Linked DNA regions of Homo sapiens: all the other regions are linked to region 3. Evidence: read pairs that join two places in POLR2A ChIA-PET (ENCODE). Cell type or tissue: Caco-2. All regions are shown on one strand. Links, peaks and the distances in the headings refer to the core of each region. The heading gives the core; the rest is flanking DNA.

Region 1 (4,452 bases), core at 1,334-3,833, 370 kb after region 3:
CAGAGGACACAGAGGAATCAAGGGACAGCTGTTCTCTTACAAACCTTGAAAATCCTGTACAGAGCCCTCAGATAACCAAAACGTGGTCCAGAACTGAATCCTGGGGCCAACATGCCCATTTAGCACTTCTCTCAATCAGTCCTTTTCCCCAGGTGCATTAAACAGGGCAGCTGCCTTCCCACCCTATGGGCAAACTGCTTGGCAGCTAGGAGTGTGCCTGCTCATCTCCCAGGCTGCTTTCCTTTGCACCTCAGCAAGGAGGGCAGGCCGTGCATCCAGGGAAGCACATAGTTACTCCTTCTGCCAGAAGGCCACCCCCTAATCTGGTTTACCGTGGACACTGAAGTCACTCCCTGTCTCCTGGCCATGAGGAAAACTCCTTTGAGAGGAGCCTCTGAAGCCAGTGGAGAGAGTAAAAAGTGAGAATCCTGCCTAGTTGAACAGGCAGTTCAGCCTGTTCTGGAAAGAGTTAAGGCTGTGTCCATACCAAGCCATTTAAAGAATCTGCCCAGTAGAATCAATATTGTCAAAATGTCCATACTACCCAAAGCGATCTACAGAATTAATTCCATTCCTATCAAAATTCCAGTGGCATTGCTTACAGAAATAGAACAAATAATCCTAAAATTCCTATGAAACCATGAAAGACCCCAAATTACTAAGGCAATCTTGAGCAAGAAGATCTAAGTTGGAGGCATCACACAACCTGATTTCAAATATTATAGGCTGGACATGGTGACTCACACCTGTAATTCCAGCACTTTGGGAGGCTGAGGCGGGAGTTCGAGACCAACCTGGGCAACATAGCGAAACCCTGTTTCTATAAAAGAAAAAAAAAAAATCCAAAAAGTAGCTGGGCATGGTGGCGTGCACCTGTAGTCCCAGCTACTCAGGAGGCCAAGGTGGGAGGATCACTTGAGCCCAGGCATCGCATCAAGGCTGCAGTGAGCCGTAGTCATGCCACTGTACTCCAGCCTGGCTGAAAGAGTGAGATTATGTCTCAAAAAAAAAAATTATAATGCTATAATAATCAACACACACACACACACACACACACACACACACACACACACACACACACGACTATTACTCAGCCTTAAAAAAGAAAATCCTGACATTTGCAAAAACATGGTTGAACCTGGAGGACATTGTGCTAAGTGAAATAGGGCAGACACAGAAAGACAAATACTACAGGATCTCAGTTATATGTGGAATCTAAAAGAGTTGAACTAAGAGAGAGTAGAAGGGTGGTTTCCAGAGAGAGTAGAAGGGTTGTTGGGGAAATGGAGAGATGTTGAGCAAAGGTTACAAACTTGCAGTTATAAGATGAATAAATTTTGGCGACCTAATGTACAGCATGGTAATTACAGTTAATAATATGGTATTGTATACTTGAAATTTGCTAAGAGAGTAGATCTTAAGTATTCTCGTCACAAAAAGTAACTGTGTGAGGTGGTGGATATGTTAATTAGCTTGATTGTGATAATCATGTCACAGTGTGAATATATAACATTTTTATTTGTCATTCATACCTTAATAAAACTGAAAAAAATTTAAAGAATCTGCCCAGGTCACAGGAAGCCATCAGTCATACCCTGAGCTGTTGTGTAAGCTCAAAGAGTATGGTTTATAGCATATGGATGAGTGCTCTTGTGCCAACGCTGGGCTAAACCTTTACATCCAGTGTCTAATTAGGTAGTTTCTGTTATTATCCATGTTTTACCAAGGAGGAAACTGAGGCTTTTGGAGATTACATCATTTGGCCAATGTACCAGAGCTGGAAAGTTGCATAACTAAGATTTCACTTGAGCTTTTTTTAGCTCCACATCTTCTATTTTTTCAGCTACACCAAAACGACTTCTTTAATTTAGCTTTGCTTTTCTGATAATAGTAACCACCACCCTTTATTGAGCATCTTGTCATGTGAGCCAGGCATTATACATCCATTATTTCCAATCCCAGTAGAACCTTACAAGTAAAGTATCATTGTCCCCGTTTCACAGATGAAGAACCTGAGGTTCAGAGAGGTCAGGAATTTTGCCTCACAGATTTCATCTGAGACTAGAGTGAGCTCTCAACTATCATCCTGTACTTCCTTCATTCCTTACCTTTTCAGGTTCCTAGGAGGAAAGGACTCAAAAAAATTATGCATGAATTTCCTTTAATTTCACAACAACCCTAAGGGTTGGGGGTTGATATCTCTGTTTTACAAAAGAAGAAACTGAGGCTCAGAGATGTTAAGTGATTTGCTCAGCGTCATGCAGCTAGCAATTGGTGGAGCCCCGATTCATACAGGCTCTGACCCATAGCTTAAGCTTACTTGCCTCCCCCATTCCCACCCCTCACCCCTCTTCGGCTCTGTCTCCTTGCAATGGGGGCAGAAAATCCAGCCTTTATTTCTCCAGGTCCTAGTAGTCCTGGGAGTCTGGGGGATTTCCAGCTCCTTTGAATTCCCTTTTTTGGCCTCTACTCTGCCTCCAGCACCTCTCTTAAGAGTCCTTTTCACTGTTGTCATAGCAAGGGTCTCATCTGGAGGGAAGCTGCCTTGAGGTTGGAACTATTTGGCTGCTTATCAGCAAGGCTTCAGGGCCTTGCCATAGCAACTTTCCAAGCCACCCATCTTGTGACCTGTTCTGACTCAGGGCCCCTGGGAATCCCCTGGGTGCAGATGTTTGCAGTGACTAGGATGCAGCAGTCGGCTCCCAGGACTCTTTTTCTGGCCAAGGCCATTTTAGGAAGGCTTCTGTTCCAGCTGTGCTGGGAGAGTTGAGGTCCAGAGCCTCCAAACCTTAAGAATGCAGGGTTATGTGATGTCTAGAGCTGGAGTTTTTAGCCAGGGGCTTATGGGTTAAGAGCCCCCTGTGATCATAGGTATGGTTACACACACACGCAGAGAATATATACTTTTCTGGGCAAAGTATCTGTAGCTTCCCTCAAACTCTCAAATGTGTCTGTGACCCTTAAAGTTTAAGAACACTGGTCTAGAGAGAACCCAAAGTGTTGTGGGCCACTGTGCTCCCTTGGCCACCAGCCTCTCAGATGCCAGAATCTTGAGAGAGCACACCAGGCCTCTAGTGTTTCTGCTTAGGCATGAACTGGGATACAGTATCAAATATTGCTGAAGTTCACAATTATAACTATAAATGTACAGCTGTCCTTTGGGATGCCCCAAGTACTTTTATTTATTTATTTATTTTTTTGAGATGGAGTTTCGCTGTGTTGCCCAGGCAGGGGTGCAGTGGCATGATCTTGGCTCACTGCAACCTCCGCCTCCTGGGTTCAAGCAATTCTTCTGTCTCAGCCTCCTGAGTAGCTGGGATCACAGGCGTGCACCACCATGCCCGGCTAATTTTTGTATTTTTAGTAGAGATGGGGTTTTACCATGTTGGTAAAGCTGGTCTCGAACTCCTGACCTCGTGATCCGCCAGCCTTGGCCTCCCAAAGTGCTGGGATTACAGGTGTGAACCACTGCGCCTGGTGCCCCTGGTGCTGTAAAAGTACAACTGTCCTGTGGATGCCCCAAGTACAACCACGAAAATGCATGCCCAGCACCCCAAACATGTCAACATGTTTGAACATAGTATATTCACCCCATAAGTGGTAGCCAATTTTTTATTTTATTAAATATTAAATAAATTAATTTTAAACACATTTTTGTTTTGTTTTACTCTTATCATTGTTATTATTTATTTGGTCAGGAGCCAGGAATCAGATGGTTATTTAGTCACTGAGTGATTAAAATCTATATGTCAGGAGCTGTGCTATATTTCAAAGATACAGTGACAAACAAGAAAGGCAGGGTACCTACCCTCTTGGAATCAGTTGGAATGGCAGATAATGAACAAATGTATCAGCATCATGCCTGGCTCACGGGACATTTCTGTGTGTATTTGTCGAATGACTGTTGAATGAATTTCGACTGAGTCATTATTAGGAAGAAGTCAAGGTGCTGCAGGTGGCAGGCAAGGAAACTTCATCTCTTCTGGTGGGTCAGGGAAGAGGAAGAGGGACTCAGGCTAAAGGGCCTACGCCCCAGGCTGCCAGGAATTACACAGGACTGTTTACAGGGGGCTGGCATTCCCATGAAGACTGGAGGTGTGGGGGGAGGGCTGGAATACTGAACAACCAAGGGCTTAGGAACCTTGAGTAAATGATGTTAATGTGGGCCAGAGGTACGGATGACATCTACACTCTGCTCAAGTAGTGATGGTCCCTGGCTTGCAAACATGTTGCTCTTCCAGGTTCCAAGGGAGGCTGTTGTTCAACCGGTATTTACCTATGTAGCAAGTTCTGGGTTCGGAACCCTACTTCTCTCAGGAGGCAGGAAGGATGGAAGGACATCCCTCCTGCAGCTGAAGACGGCAGAGCCCCAGCCACTGCTGGCAGTGGCCGTGGACACACAGTGCAGTGTCTGAGCAGTGTGTGAAGAGACTCCCTTACTGTCTGAAGGGC
Region 2 (4,452 bases), core at 712-3,211, 130 kb after region 3:
AAGAGTTCATAAATGCCAGTGGTTGTCATCCTCATTATCCTGGTGCTCAGGAAGGCAATGTGAGACCTGTTGAAATAGCACGGGCTTTGGGGTCAGATGATGCTGAATTCCAGTTCTGTGTTGGCTCCTTCGTAGTTATGTGACCTCATGACGCCACTTCATGCAGGGGGTTACGTACCACTTAAATCTCCAGAACATTTTGGGAAATTGACATAGGGTTAGCAAACCTCCCCCACCCCCATATAAAAATATTAATACTTTTTTTTTTTCTGAGATGGAGTCTGGCTCTGTCGCCAAGGCTGCAGTGCAGTAGTGCAATCTTGGCTCACTGCAACATTTGCCTCCTAGGTTGAAACGATTCTCCTCCTTCAGCCTCCCGAGTAGCTGAGATTACAGGTGCTCGCTGCCACACCCAGCTAATTTTTGTATTTTTAGTAGAGATGGGATTACACCGTGTTGGCCAGCCTGGTCTCAAACTCCTGACCTCAAGTGATCCACCTGCCTCAGCCTCCCAAACTGCTGGGATTACAGGCATGAGCCACTACACCCGACCAAGAATATTAATACTTTTTTTTAAAAAATATCGAAGTTATTTATTTATTTATTTATTTATTTATTTATTTATTTATTTTGAGATGGAGTCTCTCTCTGTTGCCCAGGCTGGAGTGCAGTGGCACGATCTTGGCTCACTGCAACCTCTGTCCCCCTGGTTCAAACGATTCTCTTGCCTCAGCCTCCCGTTTGCCACCATGCCCGGCTAATTTTTTTATTTTTGGTAGAGACGGGGTTTCACCATGTTGGTCAGGCTGGCCTCAAACTCCTGACCTCGTGATCGGTGCGCCTCGGCCTCCCAAAATGCTGGGGTTACAGGCGTGAGCCACTGCACCCGGCCCCAAAATCTAACGTTTGTTATCACTGTTGTTTTAGAAAAGAAAGGACATTTTAATGCAACCCATGCCCATCTGTAGGGGCTGAAGGTCCCTCTGAGGTGATTGATAAAGCTGAAAAAAGAGACTATGGGAAGAGAAGAGGAATATTATCAATTAGCTATTTTAGAAGCAGGGCAAACTATGAGCTAGGTATTCCTATAAGGAAATGAAATAATTTACTAAAAAACATACAGCAAGAAAATAATAGAGCTGGAGTTTTCTGATTTTTCTGAGTCCAGAATTTGTTTCACTGTTCTCATTTCAGCTCTCTCTAACAGGATGAATGACCTTGATTTCAGAATCCCCAAGCAGGTGGTGAGATCCAAAACTGAGACAAAAGAAACGGGGCTGTTCCAAAAAAAAAGCTAGGTGGCAGGTGTCTAACATGCCAGGGAGCTAAAACAGAGTGTGTGAGTTTCAGCAGCAGGTTGAATTTAGAATGGGGAAGGAGACCAGAGGAGACGCCAGACAGGATGACTTTGTCCCATTGGCCTGGAGGCAGCCCCATGTTTCTCCACCCCTCATATCACTCACCAGTTTGTAATAGTATCTTTGAATGACGATCTGATTAAGGTCCGTCTCCTCCATTAGTCCACAAGTTTCGGGGGTACATCTACTTTGCTCATTTCCATATCCCCAGAGTCTAGCACAAGGCCTGGTACATAGTAGGTGCTCAATAAATATGTTAGATGAAAGGAAGATAACACCTCTATGTACTAGCAGTGAGACTCCAGGCATGCAATTTCTCTCTGTCCTTCAGTCCCTTCATCTCAAGGTTTAATTTAAATATGGTAACGCCTGTATGCAACTCCCAGCATCCAGTAGGCACTCACTAAACACAGTTCTCCACCCTCCTTTTTTCCTCTGCCCCTCCCTCGGTTTTCCCACTACTTCCTGCATGGTGACACACCCATAGTTTGGAGCCATAAAACCCAACCCAGGTTGGACTCTCACCTCTCCAGCCCCTTCTGCTCCGGCCCTGTCCTCAAATTGGGGGGCTGATGTCCCCATACACCTGGCTCTGGGTTCCCCTAACCCCAGAGTGCAGGACTAGGACCCGAGTGGACCTCAGGTCTGGCCAGGTCGCCATTGCCATGGAGACAGCAACAGTCCCCAGCCGCGGGTTCCCTAAGTGACTGGTTACTCTTTAACGTATCCACCCACCTTGGGTGATTAGAAGAATCAATAAGATAACCGGGCGGTGGCAGCTGGCCGCACTCACCGCCTTCCTGGTGGACGGGCTCCTGGTGGCTGTGCTGCTGCTGTGAGCGGGCCCCTGCTCCTCCATGCCCCCAGCTCTCCGGCTGGGTGGGCTTGGCCATGGTCAGCGTGAACGCGCCCCTCGGGGCTCCAGTGGAGAGTTCTTACGGTAAGTGGGGCTGGGGGAAGACTGGACAGGGCGGGACTGCGGTCAGCTTTGGGAGGCCATGGGACACCTCCCCGTGTGTTTCTTACGGGCCCAAAGCTCCTCCTGGAGCTCCTCTGGAAGGGCAGGAAGCCCCACGGAGGCAATGTGACCGCTTCCCTAAGCTCTCAAGCCGGGGCATGGCCTGCTTGGTGCGAGAAGTGCTGGGAGGGGCCGAGAAGCCCTGGGGCAGAGGCTTGGCTCATTTTGTCTGTCCAGAGGCCTTCCTGGGAATGCATCTCAGGGGTCTTTCCAAAACCCCACAGAGGGTGGGGCTTGGAAGCACCGTCCTGTTTCGATGCGGGGCAAATTGAGGTCCACCAGGAGAGGCTTGCTGGGCCTAGGTCACGTTGCTGGTGCATTATCAAGCTGGGCGTGGGACCGGGCAGCTCGGTCGCTCCGCACCTCCGTTGGCTCTGGATAATGGGGAGGAGGTAGAAAGCGCCGCGCAGGGTGGAGCGTTGGAAAATGAGAATATCTTGTGCGGACGTGTGAAACTCAGATGCAGGGCTAGAAAGCATGTGTTACTGAGAGTGAAAGGCTCAGGCTCACTCCTTAGGGTGACCCCCACATTGGAAGCAACCCAATGTCCCTCAGCAGAGGGAAGACGGGTAAATAAAGCGTGAGACGTCTTTACAGTGGAATGCTATCCCATTGTTCAAGGAAACAACGCACATCTGTGTGTGACAGGGAAGAACCTCTCAGTTAAATTAAGTGAAAACGGTACACTGAAGAACTGTGTAGTTGCTGATAGCGAAACGGATATAGATGTATATATGTACACACGCGTATACGTGTACATTCCACGCATAGAAAATTCGTGGAATGACACAATAAAATTGGTGACAGGTTTGTTTCTGAGGAGGGAAATTCAAGAGAATGTTTTATCTTTTGGGGACACATTTTGGATTTTTTAAAAGTTGGGTGCCTTTTATAAACCTGTTCAAATCACACACCCGCACAGAACTTGGTCTCTGGAATCCAGCAGACCTCGGGGTCTAGTTGTGACTCTGTCACACGGCTCAACATTCACGTGCCTCTTGCTTTCTTTCTGAAGTGGAGACAGGACTAGGATGTGTCTTAAGATCATGGTGGATGCCGTGGGGAACAAGGATGTAAAGCCCTTGATACCACGTGCATTGCAAAGACACAATCAACATTTATGTCATCAATTGCTGAGGACAGAGGGCCAGGGAATGACAGAATCAGGGCCTGATCTCCTGACTCTAGTCAGGAAGAATCTTCTTTGCTTTGACCCCCATCAAACAGGAATATGTGATGCACTGGAAATGGCAGAGGCTGAAGAAACCAACAGCCTGGGAACCCATCCCACACACCAGCTGTGTGACCTTGGGCAAGACATTTCCCCTCTCTGAACCTATTTCCTCATCTGTAAAATGAAGATAACAACAGGACCTATCTCCCAGAGAGCGGGGAGATTAGAGGAGATAGCATAGAGGAGATTAAGGGTGAGGCCACCCTTAATCCACAATTTTAAGACCTGGAGTATAGATGCCAATGGATGACTTGGTTGAACCTGTGGCTAGGGGAAGACATTGTCTCTCAAAGGGGCCAGACAGCTTCTGGGGAAGGACAGCCCAGGTCATAAGGCTAAGCTAGGGGTGAACAGAAGGCCCCACAGTGTCTCTTAAAGGATGATACAATAATATAACCTGACAGCCTTTCACTGTCTCCCACGTCTCTGCACCTTGTAGGATGTCCTCATGTCTCTTCATCTCTGCTCCTGTGTCATACTCATTATATAGCAAACATTCAGCAATTATTAGAATGGTTGCTTCTATCGACAGGTAGGTGGGTGAATGGATGGATGAATGGGTTAGTGAATGTTCTACTATTATCTCTCAGACAGCTGTTTCATTTTCCAAACGGCTGTCTGAGATAAATAATATTGTAATCTCCAAGGACAGAAGAAAAAACTAAGGTTCAAGATTAAAAAAAAAACACAAACAAACAAAAAATGTCATCTGACTCGAGACTTGACACAATCCAGCTGTTGCTGGCCCTCTGCTCTAGGCCACAGATATGGCTGGACAGAGAAAGGAGAACTCCAGTGACCTTGCAGTACATCCACAAAAAATGAGCACTTTTGTCCTGGGG
Region 3 (4,452 bases), core at 1,180-3,679:
CTGGAGGGAGCTGCAGGCTAACTAGGAATTAGGAATTAGCCACAACAGAAGTGCATTTGGTTTCATCTCAAGAAATATCCTCCTTTACACCTGTCTTGGCAGATGTGCCCACTGCTTGGGTGGCAGGACACTTTGATTGTCTCACCAAGACTGTGTGGAAAGGGGTGGGGTACTTCTCCAAAGGGAAAAGTGGGCTGCTGTCACCCATAAAAGGGGTAGAGGGAAAGGGCAGGCAGAAACAGTAAATGTCTTCCATAGCTTCAGGTCACATCTGCCTGCTGCTGATACCACATTCATATCTGCAGCCCATGTGTCTCCTCGATGCCACACCTCTGTGTCCACAGTCTTCCTATTCAGTCGCCTATGTGGATGTCCCTCTGACACCTGGTGAAACATGATGTGTTTCTAATTGAGCAGGTTATCTTTCCCCCTAAGCCTGGTCTCCTGGCCTTTCCCCAGTCCCTTCCAGTTTAATTGAATCAAATCGAATGTGATTCATCTCCTCCCATCCGTCTGGCTCCTGGGTTATTTAATACCCCCCCAAACTTTGGAAATATTTTAATGTGTTAATATATTATTTTTTAATAAAAAATAATTTTAACAAAAGAAAAATATACCTTTATAGAAAATTTAGAAAATATAAAGACTCAGGCACCTTATCATTTTTATCTCCTGGTTAGCCCTGGGAGGCAGGTACTATTATTTATCCCCATTTTACAGATGAGGAAACTGAGGCTCAGAGAGGAAAATAGCTTGCTGCTTTCACACAGGTCAGAAGGATCTATGCCGGATTTGAGCCCAGGTCTTTCTGATTGCAAGCTGAAGGCGGTCTTGTCTTTGGGATACTCAGTTGAGGGGCTTGGCCTTTGCCTCAGAAGCATTCGACTTGGCCCCTGTCCTTGAGGATGTCCCCTGGCAGCATTTGGTAAAGGTGTTGCGGAGCGCCTAGGAGCCACACTGCCTCTGAGAAGCCCTGCCTCAGATGCCCACCCCTCTGTGTGGCCTTGGGCACACTGCCCAAGCCCCTGTGCCCAGTTTACTCCTCTGAAAAATGGGGATGATGATAGTAATCGTAGGACTTCCCTTAGAGGGCTAGGAGAGGATGAAATGACTAATGTGGTAGAACACTGCCCGGCTCATAGCATCTGATATGGCTTAGATATTTGTCCCCTCCAAATCTCAGGTCAAACTGTGACCCCCAGTGTTGGAGGTGGGGCCTGATGGGAGGTGTTTGGGTCATGGGGGTGGATCCCTCAGGAATGGCATGGTGCCCTCCCATGGTAATGAGTTCACCCCAGGCCCATTTGTTAGAGCCTGGTACCTCCTGCCTCCTCCCTCTTGCTTCCCTCTCTGGCCGTGTTATCTGTGCAGGCCGGCTCCGCTTCACCTCCTGCCATGAGTGGAAGCAGCCTGAGACACTCACTAGAAGCCAGGCAGATGCTGGTGCCATGCAGAACTGTGACCCAAGCAAACTTCTTTTCTGTATACATTACCCAGTCTCAGCTATTCCTTTATAGCATCGCAAAACAGACTAATATAGCATCCAACAACATTAGCCACTGCTACTATTATCATTAGTATTTTAAGTGTGTGCATTTTAATTGCTGGTACACTGTGTGAACTGGCTTGGATGTTTGTCCCCTCCAAATCTCATGTCGAACTGTAATCTCCAGTGTTGGAGGTGGGGCCTGGTGGGAGGTGTTTGGATCATGGGGGCATATTCCTCATGCTTGGCTTAGCGCCATCCTGTGGTGATGAGTGAGCTAATGGGAGATCTGATTGTTTAAAGGTGTGCGGCACCTCCCCTCTCTCTTGTTCCTGCTCTTGCTATGTGACACACAGGCTCCCCTTTGCCTTCCACCATGACTGTAAATTCCCTATGGCCTCACCAGAAGCAGATGCCAGCACCCCACTTCCTATACAGCTTGCAGAACCAAGAACAAATTAAACTTGTTTTCTTTATAAAGACAGACTCAGGCATTTATTTGTATCAGTGCACAAACAGCCTCATACACTGGGCATACGTGTTATATCCTGCTTTCCTTCAATTTACTATTAGCGTTTTTATGTCACAAACTATTCCTCAAAACATTATTTTAATGACTGTATAATAGTCCATCATTTAAATATATTCATAACTTATTCTGTAGTTAACCATCCACCCGTTTCTGGACAATTAGGGGTGTGTGTGGGTGTTTGTTGTAATAAAAAACTCTAAACCAAAAATCCTTGTCTGATTATTTTCTTAGAATTTTACACCTGGAACTCCTGGGTGGGAAGGTATAAACCGTTTAAAGTCTCCGGCAACACACTAATAAATTGCTTCAAAGGAAAGTTCTCAACCGTTACTCTCAGCAGTGTGTGTATTAGGGCCATCCTCACCACACCCTTTCAGGTAGCGAGGTGAGCTTTTTCAAAGTCCACCTTTGTTGCTATTTCTTTACAAGGCAGGTTTTACTACATGTCCTTGGGTTGGTGGGGGTTGGTCCCATGCTCAAGGTGCTTCTACCTATGCTGCCTGTTACAATGTTCTTAAATTAGCTAACAGTCCCATAAACCCTGAGTGGACATATTCACCCTGTTTCCTGCCTGGTCTGTTCTCCTGCGGGTGGAAATATAATTTTCAGTGCTGGAAATTTTTTTTTTTTTTTTTGAGACGGAGTCTTGCTGTGTCACCCAAACTGGAGTGCAGTGGCACCATCTCGGCTCACTGCAATCCCCGCCTCCAGGGTTCAAGCGAGTCTCCTGCCTCAGCGCCCCGAGTAGCTGGAATTACAAGCTCACACCACCACGTCCAGCTAATCTTTTTTGTATTTTTTGTAGAGACAGGGTTTCACCATATTGGCCAGGCTGGTATCAAACTCCTGACCTCAAGTGATCCACCCACCGTGGCCTCTGAAAGTGTTGGGATTACAGGTGTGAGCCACCGTGCCTAGCCAATTCACTGGTTTCTCTGTTTCTCTGTCGCCCCTGCTTTAAGATGTTTAGCATGTGGCCTCGCTCCCTGGTGACAGCACAGTCCCAAAGCCCAGTAATATATTTTAAAGAAGTCTATTAAAGGTACGAGCTTAGCTGGACTGACCCATTATCTGAAATCTGTGTGTGGCCTTCCCAACTTACATTGCCAATACTTGTGCCTGTTTCAACTTGAGATTCCTGTTCGGTGTACTCTCCCTTTAAGTTACCCTACTGCTGGTATCCTAACCTCCCAGAAAGAGAGCTAGAGTTTTATTTTGTTAAAGTAAAATCAGTATTCCCCAGTGCTCTGTATTTTACAAAATGCATTCACACATGACTGCCTTGATCCTCAGAATGATTCTGGGAGTTACTGTGTTTATCTCCATTTTGCAGATGAGCCCCAGAGAGGCGAAGCCACTTGAGCTCGTGAGTGACAGTCAGATGTCAAGCCCTGCTCTTTCTAAAGCGTGCTGCCTTCAGAAAAGAAGAGCCAGAAGGATGGAAATTACTTCAGAAAGATGAATACCAGCTTTGAAGGAATAAAAGCTGACGAGGAATTGAAGGAGTTGAGGCACGAGCTTGAACAGGGTTGCATGTTTGGCCCTTGATTGTAAATGCCCATTGCTGCACCTGTTCCTGTTACTTGGGGAGTTGCAGCAGAAGGAACAGCGGCCTGGGACTCCAGAGAACTGGGTTCCCTCTCATCCCTCCAGGGCCACCACTTCTTGTGGGCCCTTGGGCAAGTCACTGTACTTTCTGAGTCTCAGTTTCCCCATTTGCAGAATGGAAATAACTACCCCGGTCTACCAACTTAGAAGAATTGCTTTGAGGATCTGATAAGGTGGTGTGGATGATGCTGCCTTGGGGGCTTTACAGTCTGGAGCTCAAGGGACCCCTTAAGTTGGGCTTACTTAGTAACTCCAGGGGTGGGCAGAACAGGACTCCAATGAGGGTTTTTTTCTTTTTCCCTTTTTTTTCTTTTCCTATCTCTTAACTTTTATCTTTATTATTTTACAATGCCCTTGTAAGATGAAACAAGTGATGCTGAAATATCTTTTTCTTTTTTAACCTTTATTTTAGAATTGGGGTACATGTGCAGGTTTGTTACATAGGTACAGTGTGGGCTGCTGAGGTTTGGGAGTACGAATGAATTAGTCACCCCAGTGGTGAGCATAGTGCCCGATAAGTGGTTTTTTCAACCCTTACTCCCATCCCTCTCCATTCTTGTGTTCCCCAGTGTCTGCTGTTCCCATTTTTATGACCATGTGTACTCAATGTTTAGCTCCCACTTAGAAGTAAGAACATGCCCAGCACTTTGGGAGGCCGAGGTGGGTGGATCATGAGGTCAAGAGATCGAGACCATCTTGGCTAACAAAGTGAAACCCTGTCTCTACTAAAAACATAAAAAATTGGCCGGGTGTGGTGGTGGGCACCTGTAGTCCTAGCTACTCGGGAGGCTGAGACAGGAGAATCGCCTGAACCGGGGAGGTGGAG

The links. Peaks named below come from ENCODE experiments on the same cell type or tissue, not always from the same donor. Only the 100,000 strongest peaks of a DNase experiment are listed, where the experiment ranks them.
Region 1: POLR2A ChIA-PET joins it to region 3 with 5 read pairs; 4 of 35 experiments call an interaction of 5 or more read pairs at or near these places.
Region 2: POLR2A ChIA-PET joins it to region 3 with 5 read pairs; 6 of 35 experiments call an interaction of 5 or more read pairs at or near these places.

Annotation. Positions count from the first base shown.
Region 1 is chr20:44,592,332-44,596,783 of GRCh38, forward strand. All of the region lies in intron 2 of PKIG (cAMP-dependent protein kinase inhibitor gamma), which reads left to right. Among named protein-coding and RNA genes, the nearest start is that of PKIG, 12 kb to the left of the region's middle. RefSeq lists enhancers at 2,481-2,590, 2,621-2,730. In Caco-2, for the core only: no CTCF peak of the experiment used is centred there; no DNase peak of the experiment used is centred there.
Region 2 is chr20:44,353,556-44,358,007 of GRCh38, forward strand. It overlaps HNF4A (hepatocyte nuclear factor 4 alpha), which reads left to right and starts at 2,144. Exons shown (of 10, transcript NM_175914.5): 1 at 2,144-2,298. The coding sequence starts at 2,250. It overlaps R3HDML-AS1 (R3HDML antisense RNA 1), which reads right to left and starts at 1,687. Exons shown (of 4, transcript NR_184036.1): 1 at 1,464-1,687. It overlaps HNF4A-AS1 (HNF4A antisense RNA 1), which reads right to left. Exons shown (of 3, transcript NR_172878.1): 3 at 3,189-4,452. In Caco-2, for the core only: no CTCF peak of the experiment used is centred there; DNase peaks (open chromatin) are centred at 2,046 and 2,466; H3K4me3 peaks cover 1,910 bases.
Region 3 is chr20:44,221,470-44,225,921 of GRCh38, forward strand. OSER1-DT (OSER1 divergent transcript) reads left to right here. Exons shown (of 3, transcript NR_038339.2): 3 at 3,352-4,452. Among named protein-coding and RNA genes, the nearest start is that of OSER1-DT, 13 kb to the left of the region's middle. In Caco-2, for the core only: no CTCF peak of the experiment used is centred there; a DNase peak (open chromatin) is centred at 2,433.